Linked DNA regions of Homo sapiens: regions 2 and 3 are each linked to region 1. A link is a loop called in an ENCODE intact Hi-C map of the cell type or tissue named here. Cell type or tissue: PC-3. All regions are shown on one strand.

Region 1 (8,000 bases):
TACAAATTAATAAAGACTATATACTGTCTGTCCAAGGTGCAAGCTAGTCATCATTTAGATGCCATTCTTACTGATAGTTGATTTTTGCTTTCGCTTAAGTTTGTGGAGAAGGTGCTGCATTATATTGAATAATCTGCCAGGCACCTTCAGCAGGATTTCTCCTTTATGACAGCACTATGAGAATGGGACAAGAAAGAAAGAGTAAAGAGAGCTCAAGTGGTAGGACAGAGGGCATAAAAGAAAAATTCATTGTTCCAGCCCTATTGATGCTGGCCATTGCTGAACACAAAGAATAGTGACATTGAATAAAAAATGTGACCAGAGAAGTAGAGTTAAAGTTCTGGGCACTTGGTAGCGGCCATGAGAGTTGAACACAGAAGCTGCTCTGGGAACCCAGTCTTGTCTTCCAGCATCGCCCACCCTCTGACCCAGATATTAGCCTAATAAGAAGTAGCTGGAAGTCCTCCAGCAGCATAATGAACCTCTGGTGTTTCCACTCTGAAACACTGAAAATATCAGTCTCATGATCAAGTATAGCACTAGATTTTAGGGTACTTGTTTCATTTTCACAAGTGATTAATAATATGACCTAGGACATCACACAGAACCCAGTCCTACACACATATTAATAAAGTAGAGACCACCTCAAAAGGGAATATAATTAAGGAATGATTAAAAACATTTTAAACTAGAAAAAAAGCCAACATTTTAAAGCATATTTTGAATGCTGATGTGTTCAAAATATCCTGCAAGTATTATGGAGGGTATATGTAAACATTCAGGTAAAGATCAAGATGGAACATCAACAGAACTTTGAAGGTTAATATGAAAAATGAGTAAAATGTACAGTAACTTGTTCTCACTAAGAACAAAGGGTCTAAGTTTCCTGGCTATACCAGTGGCAACTCACTCAAATTTCCATATGTCCTTATTACTATACATGCTTTGTTTCCAGTGTTACAGCTGGACTCACAACCTAAATCTTTTAAATTCAATTGCTGGTAAGCTAAATAACTTATGGCTTAGTGTAAGGATTCATATTTCTTAACTCTAAGCAATGAGCTGTTGCCTGTGGGCATGTGTTAAACTAACATATGAGTAATATGCCTCTGGAGAGTGCAAACAAAGGAGGCATCTTGCATTCACACCAGGTCCCCCATGCATTTTTCTCATTGCAATTACAGGCAAAATGGTATCACTTTTAAATCTATATAATAATAAAGAAAAAAGTTTAGGGTCAAAGTGATGAACTGTTTAACAAATTTAATAAAATGAAACAAGCTCTGTGAAAAAGGTAGATTGAAGAGAGAGTTCCTGGTATCATTATTCACTTCTGACAGACCCACCTGGAGTATAGGACGGTACAAAGGGCTTCCTGCAGTGATATAACCTTTTAAAACCTTGAGTTAGTTGTCCCTCCAAAGTCTAAATAAGTGTGATAATAAAATTACTTCCTCCACACAATACATTTGAAGATTGCCTTTTTAAAGAGCCAGCTAAAAAATAAAAACAAATGGAGCATTATTTTTGATATACATATTCAAGGAATTCCTTCTATTTTCGAAATACCTTATTACCATTTAAGATGTTTCAGCCAAGGAACTAGCATACATCTGTCAAAGAGAAAATAACAACAGTATAGCTATAGACTTGACGAGCTTTTATTTGAGATTCATAAATCGGCACAGTCTCCATTCTACAGAACAAAATGAGAGCTCCCTCTGAGCAATGGTAGATTATAGGGTTTGTAAAGTGGTGATAAGGAAGCAGAATATAGAAAACAAAAACAAAAACCAACATTGGTGAACATCAGGTTACTTCGGGTTACTTTTTATAATAATTAAAGCTGAGGGGAATAACATATTATGCTGTGGTAGACTAGAATCTCATGTTCACGAAAAATTGGTCTGTTTTGGGATTTATTTGCTTTCTTAATGTTTCAGTTCGATTATGTGGCATTTAACATCAGCAACTCCCTTTTGACTTGGCTTGATTTGTTAGGGCCTGGTGTATAAGCTCAATCCAAAACAATGGTCTCTCTTAATTTCATTTAATACACTCTTCTGAGTAGAGATCATATCTAGTCATAGGCCTCCTGTATTCTTCCTAGAATAGTGAATGCTCAGCATGAACATCAAAATTATATACATTCCCCTGGTCTTCCTTCTATAATTTGATATGTGTGTGTGTGTGTGTGTGTGTGTATGTGTCTGTGTGTGTCTGTGTGTGTGTGTTTCCCATCAGCATTAAATTGATATCATAGATACATGTATGTACAGCATATTTAATGGAATTATTCATTAGAGAATGAAGACTAAATCATTGTCACAACAGTGGCTTTGTAAATCCAAGAGGAAGGGCACTAAGAAAATATGTAAGAGAAGATCCACAATGGATGCCCAAAACATAATTTGTATTATCCATATTACTGTCAAATGTTGAAACTACAAAACTCACTTTGAACATGATCTAAATAGCTGTGACCCTAGAATTTGATGCTATAATAAATGATAAAATTAAGTCTCCATTGCAATTGTGATAATAAACCAAACTGGCAGAATAGGATGGGGACAAGGTGATATTAGAAATAAAAAGTTATAGCTGGGCGTGGTGTAATCCCAGCACTTTGGGAGGCTGAGGTGGGTGGATCTCCTGAGGTCAGGAGTTCGAGACTAGCCTGGCCAACATAGTGAAACCCCGTCTCTACTAAAAATACAAAAAATTAGCTGGGTGTGGTGGCGGGCGCTTGTAATCCCAGCTACTAGGGAGGCTGAGGCAGGAGAATCCCTTGAACCCTGGAGGCATAGGTTGCAGTGAGCTGAGATGGTGCCATTGCACTCCAGCCTGGGCAACAAGAGCGAAACTCAGTCTCAAAAAAAAAAAAAAAATGGAAATAAAAAGTTATTTAGACACATCTATTTTAAGAAAGAGTTTAATATGCAGCTTCCAAAACTACCTCAAATGACAAAAGCTTAGTTTAGACAGAAGCTAGCTAGTTTAGAGGCAAACCTAAAAAACAAAAACAAAACAAAAAATACTTTCAGTCTGAAATGAGTCCTGGATTCTTTTATTTTCAGACTTTGTTATGTTTTGAAAGTCATGTTGTCTTCTTGAAAACTTCATTTACTCATTTATATAATGTAGATAAGGCTGCCTAATCCACAGGATTCTTAGTCAAATGACAGGAGATATGCCAAGTGAAGAAATCTGTTTTCATATGTTCCTAACCTTGTTTTGTTTTAGGTAGCTTTAAAAAATATATACAGTAAAAGAGATAAATTAAATAGTTTAGGGAATTAAGATAAATAAAAAATGGAAACAGGAGAATAAAGCCAAGAGTATAATAAACACTAAATTTATACCATATGGTTCTAAATATTGCTAAGAATAACTTGCAAATTTAAATCTATGTGTCCTAGCAGCAGCCCAGGCAAACACAGGAAAATGACAATATTTACACATCTGACAGATAAACAGACTAATTATTTAGTTACTATGGTATCATTCTATAAACTCTAGTTATAATTAGTAATAATTGTTTAAACTTTATTTGCTTTAGTTTTCTTATTCATGAAATGATGGTATTTATACTTGCTGCAAAGAAATGTTGAACTATTAAATTAAGTAATTCATGTGACTGACATATAGTGCCATCTCAATAAATGTTAGCTACTATTATTATTCCTAATAACAAAAACAGCATAACCACTACCATTACTGATAACATTTTTGCTGCTACTAGCAGGACAGTACCTTATTAGCAAACATTTAGTGAGCACTTATTATGTACCAACACCTTGCTAAAATAGTTATTTCATAAATTCTTTATTCTGTGAATATTTATTGAACGTCTACTAGATGGCAGCACTATTCTAGACACAGGAAATGCTTTCCAAACACCATGTTTCTGAACCAAATACTCATATTTCTTGTCTTTCTGGAGCTAAAATTCCACTGGAGAAGACAGGCATATTTATTTTTGTTTATTGATAAGGAAATAGAGATGAATAGTCTATGAAAGAGCATATCATAAAGACAGGCAGTGCTGGAACTAGAACTTAAGTTGCTGCTCTCCACACATAAGCACCATACACTCTAATTTGTTTAAGTGTTTTAAGGTTATAATCTCCTAATAATCACATAAATGTTCTCTACTCTCAGTTTTATTCTAGTTTTCCTTCACTAGTTGCATAAACTAGGGAAAAGAAGGATAATGACAATGAAAATTATGAAGGAGAAAGAAAAGAAAAAGAGAAACGTGGGCCAGGCACAGTGGCTCACACCTGTAATCCCAACACTTTAGGAGGCTGAGGCGGGCAGATCACCTGAGGTCAGGAGTTCAAGACCAGCCTGGCCAACATGGTGAAACCCCCTCTCTACTAGAAAAAAAAAATTAGCCAGGCGTGGTGGCATGTGCCTGTAATCCCAGCTACCTGGGAGGCTGAGGCAGGAGAATAGCTTGAACTCGGGAGGCGGAGGTTGCAGTGAGCCCAGACCATGCCATTGCACCCCAACCTGGGCAACAAGAATGAAACTCCATCTCAAAAAGAAAGAAGGAAAGAAAGATTAAGAAAAAGGGAAAGAAGAAGAGAAAGTGGATAAGAAGAGGAGGAGGGGCAGGTGGGAGATAAGAGGAGGAGAAATAATGGGAGGAGGAATTTGGCAGTGTCTCCAAAAGTTGAAGATGTTCATGCAATACTCCAGTAATTTAACTTCTCAATACATACAAATAACAAACAAACTAAATGTGCATTAACAGGATAACAAGTAAATGAATTTCATTTATTCATTGAAAATTATGCCCAAAACTAAAAGCTAATGACAATAACTAGACGCTTGCCTACTACAAGAATGAATCACATAAATATAATATATACAAAAAAGAAGACATAGAGGAGTACATACAGCATCATTCTTTTATTAAGCTATACAACTTGTGCTGTATAAAGAAATATATTAATTAATTAGTTAATTAATTTAAATTAATAAAAACATAAAAATGTAAAACCTCACATTCAAGATTGTGTTATCACTAGCACTATAATGAGGTGTAAGAAAGAAAGGAGAGAGTGATATTTGAGAAAAGAGAAAGCCCTTCAAATGCATTAGTGATATTGTATCACCATTGTAGGCACATGCTACATTATTCTTTAAAACATTATCACATCCTTATTTGTATTATATCATATATATTTGTGACATATATTATATTACAAAATTTGTATTTTATGTATTATATATACTATTTAGTGTAATATTTTAAAATTTTACTTCTATGAACTAAAGTTTATCTTTCTGTTGTTTGAATGGAATTCTCCAAACCCACGATTGACTTAAAAATATTTTTGGAAAGACACAGTTTTCATATGTTCAAAGATGTCCACTATATCCTTATATTTTGTGTATAAATCAAAACTTAATAACTAATAAATTCACATTGATGAAAGAGTGGGTGAAAGAATCAAAAAATGTCTAAATCAAAATATAAAGCCATTAAGAAATAAATTAGAGTAATATCACTTTATTTGGAGAGATTTTCACAAGATATTACTGAGCAATTATTAAAACATACAAATATGATAAATAGGAAACCAGATAAATTTTTGGTAAAAAAAAACAGTAACAAAAACTATGTATTTATAATTGTATATATTATGAGCTATTATAAAAGACAGGAAGGAGAGGGGAAGCAAATAATAAGGAAAAAGAATGAATAATTTTTAAAGCTAGCATGTGTTGTATAATTTCTTATATATAATTAATTTTCTATTTATATGCATTAATGAATTAGAGCAGCAACAGGTTAAAATTTGATCTACTGACCAAAAAGGTGGGCCCATTTACTAAGTGAAAAAGCAAGTTGCATAGTAATAGGTATATTAAAGACAATATCTATAAATAACAACAAATGATAAAAATGTTATATACGTGTGTGTGTGCCTGTGTGTGTGTGTGTATTCACACACATGCACAAATAGATATGCTTTTCTGATCAAGGAGAAATAAGTACAAGGATATACTCTGTAGTTACCCTAGGAAAACAGAATTGGAAGAAGGGAGTAGGAAAACAGTAGGGAAAACACAACTGGAATAGAGAGTAGGGAAATGAATAAATTTATTTTTGTATATCTTCCAATTATTTCAGCCATTATAATAAATACGTATTCTATAACTAGAAAACATCAAATGCAAAAATATCGTTTTGTAAAAGGGAAGAAAATCAAATCTGTTTCCTAGCAATTGTATTTCTGTTTTGATGGCTAAAACAATCCTTGTAATTTTAAATTTATAAAGGTATTTCACATTCCCTCATAATTTTCTTTTTTTTTAATTTTTTTTTATTTTTATTTATTTATTTATTTATTTATTTATTTATTTATTTTTTATTATACTTTAAGTTTTAGGGTACATGTGCACATTGTGCAGGTTAGTTACATATGTATACATGTGCCATGCTGGTGCACTGCACCCACTAACTCGTCATCTAGCATTAGGTATATCTCCCAATGCTATCCCTCCCCCCTCCCCCCACCCCACCACAGTCCCCAGAGTGTGATATTCCCCTTCCTGTGTCCATGTGATCTCATTGTTCAATTCCCACCTATGAGTGAGAATATGCGGTGTTTGGTTTTTTGTTCTTGCGATAGTTTACTGAGAATGATGATTTCCAATTTCATCCATGTCCCTACAAAGGACACGAACTCATCATTTTTTATGGCTGCATAGTATTCCATGGTGTATATGTGCCACATTTTCTTAATCCAGTCTATCATTGTTGGACATTTGGGTTGGTTCTAAGTCTTTGCTATTGTGAATAATGCCGCACTTAATCAGAATTAGAAAAAGATATAGCTCTTTTAATGGACTGATTAACAATAATATAAAATTATGAGTCAATCTGAATGAATTTTTTATGGCTGCTTTTAAAAAAAATTTATGGGTATGTATAGGCATATATATTTATGAGATACATAAAATATTTGAAACCAGCATGCAATGCTTAATAATCACATCATGGGAAATTGGTTAGTCATCCCCCTCAAGCATTTATCCTTTGTGTTACAAACAATCCAATTATACCTTTTAGTTGTTTTGTTTTTTAAAACTTCTACTTTACGTTCAGGGGTACATGTGCAGGCTTGTTGTAGAGGTAAACTTGTGTCACGGGGTTTTGTTGTACAGATTGTTTTGTCACCCAGGAACTAAGTACTAAGCTTAGTATCCAATAATTATTTTTTCTGACCTTTTCCCCCATCACCTTCCACCCTCAAGTAGGCCTCACTGTCTATTGTTCCCCTCTTTGTGTTAATATGTACTCATCATTTAGCACCCACTTATAAGTGAGAATATGCAACATTTGATTTTCCATTTCTGCATTAGTTTGCTAAGGATAATGGCCTCCAGCTCCATCCACGTTCCTGCAAAGAACATGATCTTATTCTTCTTTATGGCTGCATATTATTCCATGGTGTATATGTACCACATTTTCTTTATCCAACCTATCATTGATGGGCAGTTAGGTTGTTTCCATTTCTTTACTATTGTGAATAATATAGCAATGAACATACACGTACATGTATCTTTATGAAAGAATGATTTATATTTTGTTAGGTATATACCCAGTAAAGGGATTGCTGGGGTGAATGGTAATACTGTTTTTAGCTCTTTGATGAATTGCCACACTGCTTTCCACAATGATTGAACTAATTTACACTTCCACCAATAGTGTGTAAGTGTCCCCTTTTCTCCGCAACCTTGTCAACATGTTATTTTTTGACTGTTCAATAATAGCTATTCTGACTGGTATAGATAGTATCTCATTGGGGGTTTGATTTGCATTGCTTTCTAGTTGTTTTCTAGTTCTGTGAGTAATGTCATTGGTATTTTGATAGACATAGCATTGAATTTGTAAATTGCTTTGGGCAGTGTGGCCATTTTAATGATACTGATTCTTCCTATTCATTAAATTATTATTGATTATAGTCCCCTTGTTGTGCTAT
Region 2 (8,000 bases), 230 kb after region 1:
AAACAAAATTATAATAATGATTTAAGTAGTAATGAGAATAGCTGCAAATTATAAATCATAAATTCAGACATGATTTGAGTTACAGACAATACTGAAAGCTCCAGGATTGAAAGATTATTTGAACAGAGTGACTTTCCTGCTTAGAGTTTAAAAGTTTATACACCTAAATTTTCATCATGAATCAACTTCTTAAAAATTAAAACCCTCAAAGTGAGTTGACTTATGAAAATAAGCATTAAAAACTTTTCATTTTTTTTTTACATTCTTTCAAAGGGTTCTTTATAGACTGTCCATGTCTTTACAATCAAATATCTTCTAATTGTATATTACTACCTTGGCTTCTAATTAGTTTCCCCTCCTTAACAAGCAAGGAAATGGAACAGGTAATATCTAAAATTAAAGTAAAACCATGGAATAGTTCTAGGACTCTGACCAAAGGTAGTATGAAAAGCACCTTTCAGCAGCTAATCACAGAAAATGTTGCTTTTGGGTCCTCAGAGGAAAGCACCACAGTCCGTCTCATGAAGGCTCTGACATAGACTGACCTTTTCCAAAGCACTCTAGTGGGGGAACAGAGTCCATCAGCTGTCCAGCTTGAAGAAAGAGTCAATGAAATTCAAGGTTTTTCTTTTAGACAGAGGAAAAATTATGTGCATAATGTTTCAGAATTTCAGCAAGGCATTTATTTGACAAAGTCTTGTAGGCTGAATGTAGATTTCCTCTAACATTAGATCTCCATAGTATATTCTAGTAGAAATAGTTGTAATAGCAGTTGAGACCATTAATTTAGTATTTGTCTCATGTAGGCTCAAAAGTCTAGGACCTTACATTATACAGTCTTAACTCCAATTCTGTATTATGAGCTCCACTTAGATGAGGAAATAGTTTCAACGAAGTGAAATGGTTTGCTCAAGGATACGCAGCTGGAATTCAAACCAGTCTGGCTCCAAAACCCTAACACTGAAACCCTACTAAAACAGTTAAGGGAGAACCAAATGACCCTTCTTCACCCAGAGCAAAGAATACATCTACAAAAATTTTGACATAAAGCATATTTAATTAATAACCTTCATTGCTTCCCCACTAGATAAATAAGTCTTTTGTGTGTCTGCATCAAGGTTATTTGCAGAAGAGCCTACACAGTTTCTGAGTTGCACCCTCTCTTCCTCTTTTAATAATTATATAAGTGAAATTTCCAACTGTAGCAAATTTGATGGAAAACACAAACTGTACTGGAAAGGAGTTGTTCTATTCAGTGTTTCTCTGTGATTGAAGGGCAGGGAGTGGCTCTGGCCTCAAGGTTTAGTGCTTGATTATTTATGAGAACTAAATAGCTGACATACCTGCTCCACTACTAAATTCTGCCTCTCTGAGTCACAGATGGTCTGCCAGAGGAGAATAAAGGTAGCAAAGAAGAAAGACAATAATCCCTATCTACCTCATTCTAACATTATTTATGCCTGCAACATTAACTATGGAATGCGAATGCTGCATGTGAGAATATCATATGATTCCACTCAGAATTCAAAAAAGCTTTAACACACAGTCGTGGATCATCTCAGGAGGTATGGCATACAATTGACAATAAACAGGGATTTGAAAAATATATTGCTCTTCATTTTGCTCTACATACTTGCATATATTCTTCTCGTTCCCATACTGAATTTTTTCATTGGCAATTGCAGTCCGCAGTTCATATTGTGATCTGAAAGTGCTGCTTTTTCTTGTTTTAGGGGCTTCTGTTTTCTGGGTAATTTTTGTTTCTTAATTTCAATTTTCTCTAAAATGGTTTTAATATATCACCTGAAATTATTGACCCATGTACAATTTAAGGATTTTTTCTTTCAGCATGCCATGCTTATATTTACCACTTTATTTCACCAACTCCTGAAGTAATTATCTCTCACACTAAATTATTATTCTCTCTTGAATTTTACTATAAATTAACTAAATAATACAAAGATTAACATATATATCAGTAACTTGCACTGAAATTGAAGTAATTCTAGAACACTTGCTGACTAAACAACCAATGTTTATTTATCTACTTGTGCCAAATATCTTCCATTTGTACCTCAAGATCCACTCTCCACATTTCCCTATTCTGCTATTCTCACCAAAAGACTAACTTTTAGGAACTGCACCAATGGGTTCTGTGGCTCTCTGGCTTTCAGTGAGGGTGAACCAATGGAAGACCAAAGCATATGGTCTGGGTATTTATCCCTTGGTATCTGTATCCCCCCCGCTGAGTATCTAAGGATTAGATGCATGGCATCTTTCTCCCAATGCCACAGTTTCTGTCAGGGCACCTTCCCCACATATCTCTCCTCTGAGCTTTCTGGTAACTATGCCCCCTGCCCAGGAGTAGTGAAGGCTACCCTGCCATCCCAAGATACTATATGATCCCTTGTTTTGCTGCAACAAAACAAAACAAAACCTCTGCCCACAACACTATAAACATTATAACATCATTTAAACTCTCCTAAATAATTCAGTTTGCACATTCTGTCTCTTTTCTTCTGGAAATGCTGATACATCTCAGTGGGTGGGGCAGGCGGGAAGGGATGAATGGGACATGGTTTCTGTTGCCACAACATGTAATCAAACATGTAGGACTAGCATCACGGGCAAGTGACCTGCGCAGTTGCACAGGGTCCCGGGCTTAGAAGGGCCCTGCTCTTGGTGTAATACTCTGCTGCCACCATCTTGAAATTCTTAATAATTTTTGAATAAGGGGCTTGCATTTTCATTTGCATCAGGGTCCACAGATTATGTAGCTGCTCATGCAGATTATCTCAACATTCATCGAGGAAGGTGATCTTATTATCTGCACTTTTTAGATAAGCAACCAGACGCACAAATAATTTAAATAACTTGCTCAAGTTCACGCTGCTAGTAAGCGTGGAATATGGGATTCCAATCCAAGCATTCTGGCTTCCTGTATACTACTCTATTTCTGCCATGGAAGCACAGAAAAGAAAGCAACTAAATTTAATTTATAATTGAACTTTAAAGTCATGTGAGCAGTAATATGCCATGAACTGAAGATTCTGGAGATGGCTGTGTCTCCTATATAGAAAGGGTAATCACAGAGTCAGAACAACAAATAACATTGAACTTTTCATGTCATTATAGCATTAAAATAGCTGAAGGATTTTGTACATGTTAATAAATCTTTTCTTGATTTAGACATGTGTTATAGTCCTGAATAAAATCTAAATAGGATTTACATCTGTTGATCCTGACATTTTAAAACTATTTTCTTTATTCCTAACAACTCCAGGAAACCTGTTTAACAAGAACAATAAAAGTTGCTAATTTTTTTTCTAGAAAGAAATTGAACAAACACAATATTGAAGACAAGGATCTTCATTGTCTTAGAAGTCATAAAACAGCACAACCTCCAGTTTAATTTCAACATCCAACTATTCAGAATTATACAAGGTTTTAGTTTCTAAGAGTTATGTAATATGTATTTAATTCACTGCCTTCCAAGCCGAGGTTAATGCATTCTTTTTGATTTATGGGGTTTTTTGTTTGTTTGTTTTTGTTGTTTTTTTCTCCCCAAACCACTAAAGACCTTTCTTACTAATCTACAAATAGTATTTTTTTCTCTTTTTAAACATTGTACATTTTCATAGATTTTGTTTCTGCCTTTTAAAATTATCATTTATCCACAGCTTCTTGGTCAAGACTCATACAAACTAGGTGTTACTACTACTTGGTTATGCAGATTGTTTTAAACATCTCTGAAAAAGTCAGGTGAATACTCCACCATTATTTTTATCTTACTGTCAGACTTTGTGAGCTGAATCTTAAACATCCCAATCTGACATCAAAATCAAAACAGATCCCTTTTTCCTCTAAATAAATGAGCTGTTTGTCAGGGCTGACTAGTGTGTTTTAAAGGATATCTTAGCCAAGGGTATTATTTTAAGAGATGAGCAAATGGGGAAACCCCACGGCCCAGCCAATAAAATATGAACTTAAGGTGCAAAGAAGCACTCATAAATATTACTTAGAACAAGGGATTCATTGTTTCTCTCCAACCCTTTCAGTGGTTCCTCTGATCTCAGCCCCTCTCCTGTGCGTCAGGGAAGCCTCTTCCTTTAACCTGTGGTTTTTTAAAGCTGAGCTACTACATTATTTATGACTGTAAATGTGAGTAGCTTGTCTGTATGCTCCTTGTACACACATACTGAGACAACCCCCTCCTTCCCCACTTCGGTATTTTAGTGTGTAAGGATGAAAGGGTTTTCCCCTCGAGCTGATGTGGTTGGGGATGTTGAATTAGCTGCTGTTTGGTATGAGGTAGACTGAGGATTTCCCAGCATCTCCTCCACCTGTACAACTGAAAAACCAGCCTTTAATGACTCATTTCATTCCTTTTCTTTCTTTCAGGCTCTTTTTCAAAAATATTTTCTTTCTTTCTCTGTCTCATCCTTATTCCTGTATGCCTCTATATCTCACTCTTCGTCTCTTTATTCTTTCTCATTATCTCTTTTCAAAAAAAAATAATTTCTTCATGGAAGTGACAGAATATTAAATAAGGATAATAAACACAAAAGCTTTTTATAAACTAAACAGGAATGGCATGTTTGATGAGTGTTATTTTTGTTCATTGTTGATTTCTTTTTCTTTCTTTTACTTTTCTTGAAATTTTCCCTTTTAAATGTTATTTTATAAAATAAAGGCAAAACACAATTAAATTCTGTCAATGGGATCCTTAGGGAGAGATGAGGAGGCAAAGAAGAATGGGATGATGGAGAAACAATTACAGGGGATGGCAAGAGCCAGGGCAGCTCTGATGCCCTGGGGAGCTTTTCTCCCAGTGGGTGGAGGCTGCAGTTGGCACATCATAACCTTTTCCTTCTCAACTGGAGAGAAAACAGGAGAGTGTACCTCAATTCTCAAACTGTAACTAATTGATTTTCAACTAATTTAAGCCTCTAGCAAACCAGGACGAAAGGCAGACCCCAGGAAGTGTGGGAGTGGTAAGGAGAGGGGTGCCAAGAGAGCCTGGGGCTACAGAGACCAAGAACAAGGAGGAAAGGCCAAAAAATACTGGGATGAGAAGGGAGGAGGGAGAGTGGTGATATTACAGAAAATGGAAGAATGAAAGGGAAGGAGAGGTGGCAGCTGAGGCAGTCCCAAGTCCTTCTTAGTTCCAGCTAATACGTCTCATTAAACTTTTAAAATTTGATATTTGTGAGTAACCACTACAATTTGAAAAAAAAAAAAAAAGCATTTAATTAAACTATGATTATAACTATCTCTGGCAACCCAGAGTTTGTCTGTCATGCCAATCACTTGATAATCAACCATCTTTAAAGGAGAAAAAGAATCCCGTTGGTCGTGATTATGAATGTGAAGTGTTGTTGAAGAAGAGAGAAAAAGGTCTCCTCACTCAGCAATATTTTTCTCTTCAAAAGTTAAAACTTTTACAGAATGATTGTTGCTTTACCCATTATTAGCATTAGTTACTCCAGGCATAATTTATGAATATATACTATAATGGCTTTATATTATCTTTCCTTCCAACCCATCCCCCTTCAAAAAAAACTTCCATGTGTTTATGGGTGTGTTTATGTTACACAAGTGTTAATAACTCTGTTGGAGAGACTACATAGATAGGCATCTTTAGGTAGATTTGTATATAAATTACTTTCCACTGGGCACTTGATTCAGCCAAAAACAATAATAAATTATCAATGATGTCTTTCAAATCTGTCAACTGAGAACATAAAGCATTTTTTCCTTCCAGTACCAAGAGAACTTAATGATTAGGGTAAGTAGGCAAAAAAGGTTTAGTTTTTGAAAGCGTTTTTCTTTCATGATAACAGACTAAATATGTTTTTATATTTAAAAAATTTAACAACACATTTAAATACTTTTGTGCTTGGAATTAAAACGTATTCTTGAAATACATCTAAGAGAAAAACCATTAATAAACTCAAAGTTCAACTTTTTCCAGAGGAATATGTAGATACAAAGAATAATATAAAAGTAATTTTCCTGTTTTTACTTCCTCTAAAACATCTAGTGTTATGTCATTATGGTGATAATGTCACCAAGTAATCAAATAAAATTGGCTTCTAACTAAAAGATCTTAGAAATACACTACATGTTTTATTTGTGTAAACAAGAGATAAATATTGTAAGCAAATTATCTAATCATGTCTTTAACTTGTACTGGTATTTAATACATATACTAACACTTAGCACTTTTGACAAAGAGATGGTTAAAAAAGAAAATAAAACTAAACAGAAAAACATTTTTATTACTAACAAAATAATATTATATTGACCAAGCAAAAGTTCCACTGATATTCAACAGTTTTAGGGAAAAAGCAAAGAATTCAATCTGTAAAATTTAATACTATGAGACTGATAAAAGTGGCCTAAGAATAATGAATATGATCGAAGGAATATTTCTCTTCACACAGTTAATAATTTATATTTGTTTCTTCAAAATAAACGAGTCACTAAAATAAAGGTTAAAATGATATGTTTGGTTTCATATTCAGATGTCTGCATGCCTTAGGCAATTTATTTACTTTTTATTTTGCTTTTAGTAAATTCAAATCTATTTTTCACTTATGAATATAAAGCTAATCTCATCTGAATTTTAAACAGTAGGTATTCTGTTAAACATGATTCTGAGTTTGGATTAAGTTTAATTGTTCTTCGTGACCAAAACTATGTTGAAAAAAGAATTTCTGAATGGCAAGGTACCTGTGGAAAATCCATTATTTGACTTGAAAAGGACAACACACAAGCATTTTTTAAAAGGATGCTACTAGATCCTTTTTATATAATTCTTCTAATTATGGGAAATGTCAACAGATTCTTTTCACATATTTAAATATCCAGGTGACTTCCTCAATACAAATCCCTTGCCTACTACTAATGTGACTCATTTGTACTTAGTCTCAACTATATGCATGTCTTTTAAGACAGTGAAAAAATAAAATCTAATCCTTTTTAGTCTTATAAGAACATGAAATAAACTACAGGTAATATTTGCTAACGGATATTACATTTAAAAAGCACTGGCACTCTTATTGCAGCTAATAATGTTATTACACTTTCACCTTTTCTGAGTATGCTTATTTATTTATTTGATTATAAAAGAAATGCAAAAGTTGAAGCTTTTTACTAAGCAGTGATCAACTATAAATCTTGAATGTATTTGAAGGCATGATCAAAGGATAATTAAACTGTGGTTTAATTTTCCTTAAAGTCTACCAAGAAAAACTCACCTAGTATCAGAATCAGTTTGTCAGTAATTTCATGTAAGACATTTAGTTTGGAATTATTAAATAAAGAAGAAACAACATAGTTTGTTATTGAATATAAAGCACTACTCAGAAGTTCAAGCATGATAAAAATAAACACACAGTTTCTCTAAAGCTTATAGCTAATATTGTTTCTCTAGAGTCAAATGAATAATTGTATTTCTTCATATAGGCAATAAACTAATAAACTGCTATGTTATTATAATCTGAACAATGTAACCAAAATGTCATTTATTTTTAAATGTGTTTCTCAATAATAAAAAAGTTATAGGAATCAATGAATAAAACTATTATTGGTTTTGACTTTCTTACTCTATGTAGATTTATAAAAAGTAAACACATAAATCCAAAAATCATGCTTACACTTCTCTTGTGAATGATCAGAGCAATTCTAATAAAATATATTATGACATTCATGACTGAGCTATCGTTTATTAAAATATGTAACATACATATGCTTCTTTGTCAGATTTTAGATGATATGACCTGATTTTCTCAATGGTTTATGAATATATAAATTTTGCTAGGTTGAAATTTTTCTATTAAAATATTTAAACTACTTTAAATTCTTGAATAATACTTTAGAAATGTTACAAAGCAAAATGTACCACAAGCTACACTTGCATATCCCTTATACTAGGTAAAAGCAATCACATTAATTTGAAATTAAGCTATATTTTAATGACTAAAAAGTTCCATGTG
Region 3 (8,000 bases), 120 kb after region 1:
AACTTGGAAAGCTATGGACACAGGCTCAAGCCTGTCTCCTGAAGCTTTGAGCTCTTTGCAAAATCTACAATCCACAAGCCAAAAAGGAACATGCTCCTACAGTTACACCACTTCTGTTAAAGCAAACAGTTAAAACAATTCTGTGCAATCTTTCAGCTTCTATGTTCTGCCTACCGTTTATTTATTCAAATCCAGTTCAACATTTCACTTTATCTAATGAAGCAGGAACTCTAAAAGAGAAATTGTGTTTATCCAAGAATTTTTGTTTGGGTTGTTATTTTTTTAAGTCTTATTTCTAAATAAATATTCTATCATGGTTTTCATTGGCACAATATAACTAAATTATTCAATTTCCTTCCACAATATTAAACAGTCAAAGGAGTTCTGTCTAATCTCAGAAAATTATGTAAAATTGTATTAGAAAAAAATGTTGAAATGGAATTGAATGGACTCAGCATAACCCATTGAAAATTATACTAGATGATCTATTGTATAATGTAGTGGCCTATGAAATAGATTTTATTGATAAAGCCTCCACAGAAGAGAATATATACGTTTAAATAAATAAAAATGACTATATACATGATATTGTACATAGGAAAAGAGTCAAAATGAGCCAGACTAATTTTAGGAAATTCCCCGTTTGTCTGAAAGTATGCTTTTTATTGCAGCCATAAACCTTAATACAGATCTTTTTGTTATTATCAATATTATTTAATATTAGTGGCAGCCACATGAGCGTACTACCATATTTCTATATTTTTTCAAAATGACATTGGAGCTGTCATCAAAGTACAGAACAGAGATGGCATTTAATTTGGTTGGAGCACAACAAGGCTTTGGTACGTGGTCAGGAAACATCAGATGAACCTGGGAAAGAAAAAAGGTTTTGTTTTATTAAGAAATAAAATATACATTCTTTTGCAGTTTTAAAATGGTATGATTATTTTATCACTCATAATCAGGCACACCATTAAGCTGATCTCCCTTCTCCCATTTATTCCATGACTGGGGTGGGGGACTGAAGGATGTATTCTTAAGCATTAACACCTGGAATCAACCCAGCCAATTCAATTATGTGTTTGAACCTTGAAAAATATCTCACCAAATAAAGAAAACTTCCTCTATAGAATATTCAGTGGAAGTTTTCCTAGGGAAAGAACACAGCAACTAGCACGTTGTTGCTTTTAGTTGAAATAACTGTTCCTATATATATCATGAGGAATATGGAAGTTACAAGAGCAAATCAATGAAAACACATAGTTGCAGAAAGATTTGGATCTAAGAATTATCTTTTAAAAGGAAAATTAAGCAATAAATCATACATTTTAAGCCAACTCTTAATTTTCCATGGTAAAAGAAGCATAAAAATCATAATAAAATAAAATCCACATATAATCCAATACTTGCCTTAGAGCAATGATTTCAGCTCTTCATAGAATTTTTTTATCACATTGGCTGGAGTTTAATATCCATTTACTTTTTTTCTCCCTTGCCTGCCCCCTAGACAAGTGCCAAAAAGCAGGCTAAGCTAAATCAGAAGCAAAGGGCCTAGAGACTTTACAAATGAACATCCACCTCCCCAAAAGCCTAAAAAGGTGTCTGTACATGAAAAGTGAAATGCTTAAGTAAAGGGTTGATAATAATTTTGATCAGACTGGCAGTCTGCCTATGATTTGAAATAATTGAGAAAAGAGCCAGAACACAGTTCCCCCATTTCCCACCCACCTATTCTGGCCCTTCCCCCAGAGGAGTTTATGGGAAATCCCACTGATGAGTCTTACGGGATCCACAAAAAGCAAATACAGCCTCTTACAGTTTTGGCTGTACAACGTCCTGGCTGAAATGATATAGGGGCCTTGCATGTGGACAGAAACAGCAGGAAAAATGAGGTGATCTGACATGAACTTGAAATTTCCTAAGGCCTCACAAAACTAAAAGTTGGATAGTTTCTACAAATTTCTGATGCTGCTTATGTCCTTCATCAGCTTTATCTTCCATAACCCACACATACATGATTGATAATCCTGCTGTTTCAATGGCCTTGGCAGCCTAACGGAAAAAAAATGGATTGTTCTTGAATGGTTTCTCAATATATTAGTCACAAACATGCTTTCCTCCGTCTTTTTGTTTCATGTCCTTCACAGAACAAACATAAAGCGTGCACAACACCAGGGAAAAAAAATCAAACTTCACGTGTATGCTCCAGTTTTGCAATGACTTATGTCCTACATCCCAGGGTAGAGATACAGAGCAGACTCTTGTTCAAAGTTTGTGTCAGATTTTTTTTATATTTGTTTTTTGATACTTTACTACAGCCATAAGAGCTGAAAATATGTATTTATTTATTTTAAAAAAGAAAAAATGAGAGAAGGGGGAGTATTTGACAAAGGGTATTTTTCAATAAGTAGGCATTGCTTAGCCTGAGGGAATTTTTGATACATTAGATCCATATCTAAGGAAGCAAAAGTCTGCTTTCATAGTCATCAAAATGATGATAAAAAGAGGCAAAGAATTTTCTGAGAAATTAAATAGCATTACTTCAACTGATAGGAGTTATTCTATGACCTTACAGAAAGACAGTGATCATGAAGTTCTCTTCATAGGATGAAACAACAGCATTCTTCTTTATCTGATATGCTTTCATGTCAACATGAATTCTCATATACAAAGAGAAAAGTTAGCTTCTTAAAAATTCTTTTAGTGGTAGAAGTTTGAATGCAAAACATCCATCCTTGCAAAGCCTACCTACACTCCATACTCCTGGAAACACTATTCCATATAAAGAAGAGCTTATACTTACAGATAGCAAAGGTGAAGTCATATCAGACTTTAAATCCCCCCAGAAATTTACTCTTTACCTTGTATATGGCACTAAAGTAGGCATTCTCACTGGTCATGAATCAATAAAAAGAAGAATACTTATAAATAATTTATTATCAAAATGTATATTTGCTTTATCTTTCTGTTGCTCTCTAGCCCAAGGTTATTTCCAGTCTTTGATAACGTTCATGCTCTAGTTGTTATAGATTGCACTTTTTGGTGTCTAGATATTCTGTCGTATTTTATTAAGTCAATAAAGATGCCAGTAAATATCAAGTCATTCAAGTATTTGCTTTTGCCAGTTCACAGATATCATTGTTTATTCCTTAATTCAGCTTTAAGTTTTAAATTAATTGTGGGGGAAAATAGCAAACTTATGGAGAGTCGAATCTTCACAAATTCTAAGAGTAATTCTTTCTTTTTCCATAAATAAACCTCACCCACAAAGACAAGATTGTCTACTATCTACTTTTCTCTTACTGGCGTCCACCAAATAATTCCACTCCCATCAAGCCTTGATTCTAAAATAATGTGTTCTCTCCCATTCTTCTTAAATACAAAAGTTAAAATTTTTATATTAGCCCAAACATTGATTTAAAATTATGTCACATAGTCTGGTATGTTTTCTAGGAGCCTCTCATTTAGTCTTAGGGAGATTGTTCCTCTGCCAAATCGATAGGCCAGATGCTATGAGGTACATCAGACTCTCAATAGGTTTCATGAGCTCATTAGGTACAAGGCAATCAGTTAATCACGTCAACCCTTCAGTACATTGTTCATAAAAATAAGCCTAGATTATTAGAGATTTAATCACTGCTAAGTTTCTGAGATTGAGGAATAAAGAAAAGGAAGTATAATTTCTACTTTAAAGATTACAGGAGGAGGAGGAGAACAATAAGAAATAGAAATTAGCTTCCTATTTGTATACTACATTGAAGAACTTTTATAATACCAAAGTATGTTATAGAACATTCTTAAATAATTAAAAACCCTCAGATGAAATTTAGTACAGCTATTACTCAATGTTTTTGCAATGATTACTAATGAATTGCTAGGTTAGAAACAGCCCCAGGGAACCTGTGTGCTTAGTCATACTGTGTAATGAACAAACAGTTCAAGATGACCATTTCATGTTATTACTCCAGTTTTCCTAGCTGAATCCTTCTCCATTGTGTAACTGGGATTACTCTAAACCAGCCCGAGTTTCCTGACTATACCCACAGTTGTTACTTCAGCTCTAAAAAGAAACAAATGAGTTTGAGAAGATAAAATAATGCATTAAAATTGTAAATAGATGCTTTCCTCTAAAACAACTTTATAATATGCTTGCATTCTAAGCTTTTCTTAATCCTTCAAAAACAAAGCTTACCAGAGTCTGAACTATAGCGTGGTTGGTGGCATTCATATGGGCGTTAAGTGGAAAAGAACATTCTCCATCACAATAAAATGCAGCGTATCCTTCTGGTGCTATAATCCAGTCCTGACACATACACACACACACACACACACAAAAAAAAAAAAAAAAAAAAAAAAAAAAAAAAAAAAAAACAACAAGAAAAAATATCACCAAAGTAAAAATTTTTAAAAAATCTTAAAAGTTATTGAAATATATTGTATCTGAATAGGTTTCTATTCTTGGTCCAACAATTATTCTAATGGAATTATCTTCCCCACACCCTTTAATTTTAAGCTGAAGTTTAGGACAAAAGTATAAATATTTTCACAAGAAATTGTCCTCTCTAATTACTCCCAAGGGGTAGTTATGTAAGATATTCATAGTATGTATTAAACATGTATTCACGAATAAAACTATTATAAGAAAATAGCATTCTAAATATTGTTTAAACAGGAAATGATGAACTCTGGAAAGTTCAAGTGAACCCGAAAGAAAAAGGAGAATCAAGTTAATTGAGATCATTCTCATTACTTCTTAAGAACTCATTCTTAGTTTTATAAGTCTGACAACATCCTAAAGCCTTAATATTTTTTCTGCATGCTGTTTTTCTTTCCATTCATGCATTAACTTTATGGTCTCTTTAGAAAAAATAAATTGGAGCAAATTCCTAAAAACTGAACATGATAAATTTCGGGAAGCTAAAGAATTGGTACATGAATGGTTGCCTTGATATTTTTCCCACAGAGAAATAAAACTTGGCACAAATGTAGGAATTATTGAGTTATTCATGTGGAAAGTTTATCATGAATTTTGAATATATTTACATTTTAATAGTATTTCTCAATACAGGAACTCATATATGAGAATCCATTCTAATAGAATATTAGGAGAAGTCTTAAAATTTCATTTTAAACTGTCACCACATAGAGCCATTAAAAAATTACTTTGGTGAAATTTTCCTCCTCATCCTGTTTCTAAAGGCTACCCAAAAGATAGCAATACATTTTTAAGTGCAAGAAAAAAAAATGTCTGTCATCTTCCCCATGACAGGGACATTCCAATAGTTGGAGACCCTCAGAGGCTTAGTGGAGTTACTTATACTAATATGAACAAATCTTCTATTTACAATAAAATTAAAAGTTTGGAATACTTAAACAACGGCACTCTTTTTTTTCTTCCTAAATATCTTAGTGTTCTATGTCTCATTCAGCGTAGTTTTTTTGTTTGACTGTGATACCTACTAATCATGTTTCAATGGTAAAAGGTTAATTGAGAAATGAAAATAAAGTGAATAAGCCATATTCTAAATGGTCATGTCAAAAATCATTGGGTATTATATTGGAAAATTACTGCCAAAGACTATGACTTATTAAGGATTTATGATAATTCAGAAAAGAAGCACCAAAGTTGACTGAAAATTCCTACCTGCCATCCCAGATCCCGGAAGCTCACATAGAGTTCGTGCTTCTTACAGGCTTGTTTTTGCTCACTTGTGTTATAATCTGAAGATAAAAACCACATTTTGAATAAATGGTTGCTTACAGATATACTAATACTTCTTTTGTGAGATCACTGGTAAGATTTTTTAAAGGGGTTTTATTTGAAGTTGTGGAAAAATGAGTTTCAATCTTAAAGTTAGAACTACTTACTAACCATGTGAACTTCAGTCAAGTTACTTGTCCTGAGTTTCTTCTTCTGTGAGATGTAGACAATACCATTTACCTGATGAAGCTCTAACATGGATTCTGTTAAGCCATCTACTTGACAGGGCACAGCATGGTGTCTGTCGTTCATTGAGTACCATCTGCTCAATGAATACTTATTCATTAATTCATTCATACTCTAGGGGTACTTAATATATTGAGAGAGATTATATATATATAATATTTGTGCAATAACTTGTAACATCTTCCATGAGGCAGATACTGGGATCTTACTTAGCTGATTTTATTTTAATAAATATCTTAACCTCAGGATACCACAAGTTGAGCTTCTAATCATCCCCCAAAATCCTGTCCACCTGTAGACTTCATTCTTGACTAATGGTAGTTGCCTGGGTTAAAAAATAAAAACCAAAACAAAACAACAAGAATCAAAATAGTTCTTTTTTTTTCTTTCATTTACACATCCAATCTGTCAGGAAATCTCACACACTATCTTCAATAAGTCCAAAATGCACCTGCTCTCACGCCCTTCATAATTGGTCTTGGTCCAAGACACCATCATCTCTGGCATGAATTACTGCAATATCCTCATTGCTAGTCTCCCTGCTTCTGCCCTTGCTCCTCTATAGCAAACTAGTCAAGTGGACCTTTTAACAAGTAAACTTAATTACATCACTTCCCTGCCAGTCCCTCTATGGTCTTCATATCATTAAGAGTGAAATATTCTCAGAGTGGTTACAAGGCTCTTTACATTTTGGTCTTATTACCCCTCTGACTCATTTGATCCTATTACCCCTCTGACTCTCACTTCTTCTCCTTCACCTTGCTCCAGCCACCATACCTCCTTGCTGTTTCACTCACAGTCAACCTTGCTCCCACTTTAGAGCCTTTTCTCTCACTAGTCCCTCTCCCTGGATAGCTACATGGCTAATTCCTGCATCTTCATGTCCTTGCTTAAGCAACATCTCAACAAGACCTTCACTACCCTTTTAATATTGCAACTCTCACCCTGATACACCTGATTTCTCTCACTCTGTTCTGATTTTTTTCCATCTCAATTATCACTTTTAGAAATGCTATGTCATTTCCTCATTTATTTATGTGTGGCTTCTTGTCTGTTTCCTCCCACTAAAATATAAGCGTCATAGGGGCAAGAATCTCGTTTGGCTCTGTTTTGCTCACTGATGTATCCCTAGTGCCAGGAACAGTGCCTGGCATAAAATAAACATTCAAAAAAGTATCTGAGGAGTTAATGGACAAATTTCTCATAGTGTTCCATAAGTGATTTGAGGCAAGTGAAATACTATCATTACATATTTTGGAATGTAATCTGAAATACCCATAACTTTTTATAATTGTTTTAAATTATTAAATATAAATGTAGAATTTCAATCTTGCATCTGGAATAAAGTAAAATACTGAAGAAACACAGAGATTTATGGAACATTTTTCATTCTTGTCTTGTGTTGGGTTTGCTCACATTTTGTACAAATAACATTCGAAAAACTAGTCCACTTTGATTATTTCTAAAATAAAATATTAAAGAAATAAAATTAAAAAATAATTTGTTTTACAGTTTTTGTTAAAGTGTCACCTTCCTGTTTAATTACTCTCAACCTCTAATGAAAGTGTAGGCAAGTTAGAGATCAAAGGAGCCCATCATAGAGGGCCTTGCTTCTCATGGTTACTTCAAGTAATTATTTGTTTAATGTTAATCTAAAAAACAAGCTAATGATTAAATTTTGAAATCAAGGTATTTTTCTTCTAGGTTATTTATTCCTACTATGCAATTAACTTCATTAAAACAGATTAAATAAGTAGATAATGGGAAATGGGGGAGAGAGGATTTATTTCAGACTCTACATTCTGGTTCTTCTTCAGGGAAATATCTCCCTTGCAGCTAACTTTGTTCAGGCAATGGATAAATAACACTTTAACACTAAACATGAAATGGTTAAATTTCCTCGATCGTGTTTAGAAAAAGAAATAATTGATTCTACTATTGGTTTGATTTCATAAACTCCTTGATATACAAAACGGGGAAAAACAAATGTTAGCTATGCATTGGACCAGGGGTCAGCAAACTTTTTAAAAGTTTTTTAAACTTCTTTAAACTT

What was found. Peaks named below come from ENCODE experiments on the same cell type or tissue, not always from the same donor. Only the 100,000 strongest peaks of a DNase experiment are listed, where the experiment ranks them.
Region 2: it touches region 1 in a loop (3.0-fold over the local background); 2 of 110 quality-filtered maps call a loop at or near these places.
Region 3: a loop joins it to region 1, with 1.9 times the contacts of the local background. A loop is called at or near these places in 2 of 110 quality-filtered maps.

What each region holds. Positions count from the first base shown.
Region 1 is chr6:55,635,536-55,643,535 of GRCh38, forward strand. It overlaps a transcript of HMGCLL1 not described here. Among named protein-coding and RNA genes, the nearest start is that of HMGCLL1, 60 kb to the left of the region's middle. In PC-3, a CTCF peak has its summit at 3,881; a DNase peak (open chromatin) is centred at 1,036; H3K4me3 peaks cover 472 bases; H3K27ac peaks cover 3,076 bases.
Region 2 is chr6:55,864,973-55,872,972 of GRCh38, forward strand. All of the region lies in intron 1 of BMP5 (bone morphogenetic protein 5), which reads right to left. Among named protein-coding and RNA genes, the nearest start is that of BMP5, 6.6 kb to the right of the region's middle. In PC-3, no CTCF peak of the experiment used is centred here; DNase peaks (open chromatin) are centred at 1,359 and 4,069; H3K4me3 peaks cover 1,307 bases; H3K27ac peaks cover 5,662 bases.
Region 3 is chr6:55,754,813-55,762,812 of GRCh38, forward strand. It overlaps BMP5 (bone morphogenetic protein 5), which reads right to left. Exons shown (of 7, transcript NM_021073.4): 5 at 5,645-5,721; 6 at 4,193-4,303; 7 at 1-870. The coding sequence ends at 721. Among named protein-coding and RNA genes, the nearest start is that of BMP5, 120 kb to the right of the region's middle. In PC-3, no CTCF peak of the experiment used is centred here; a DNase peak (open chromatin) is centred at 3,939; H3K27ac peaks cover 3,698 bases.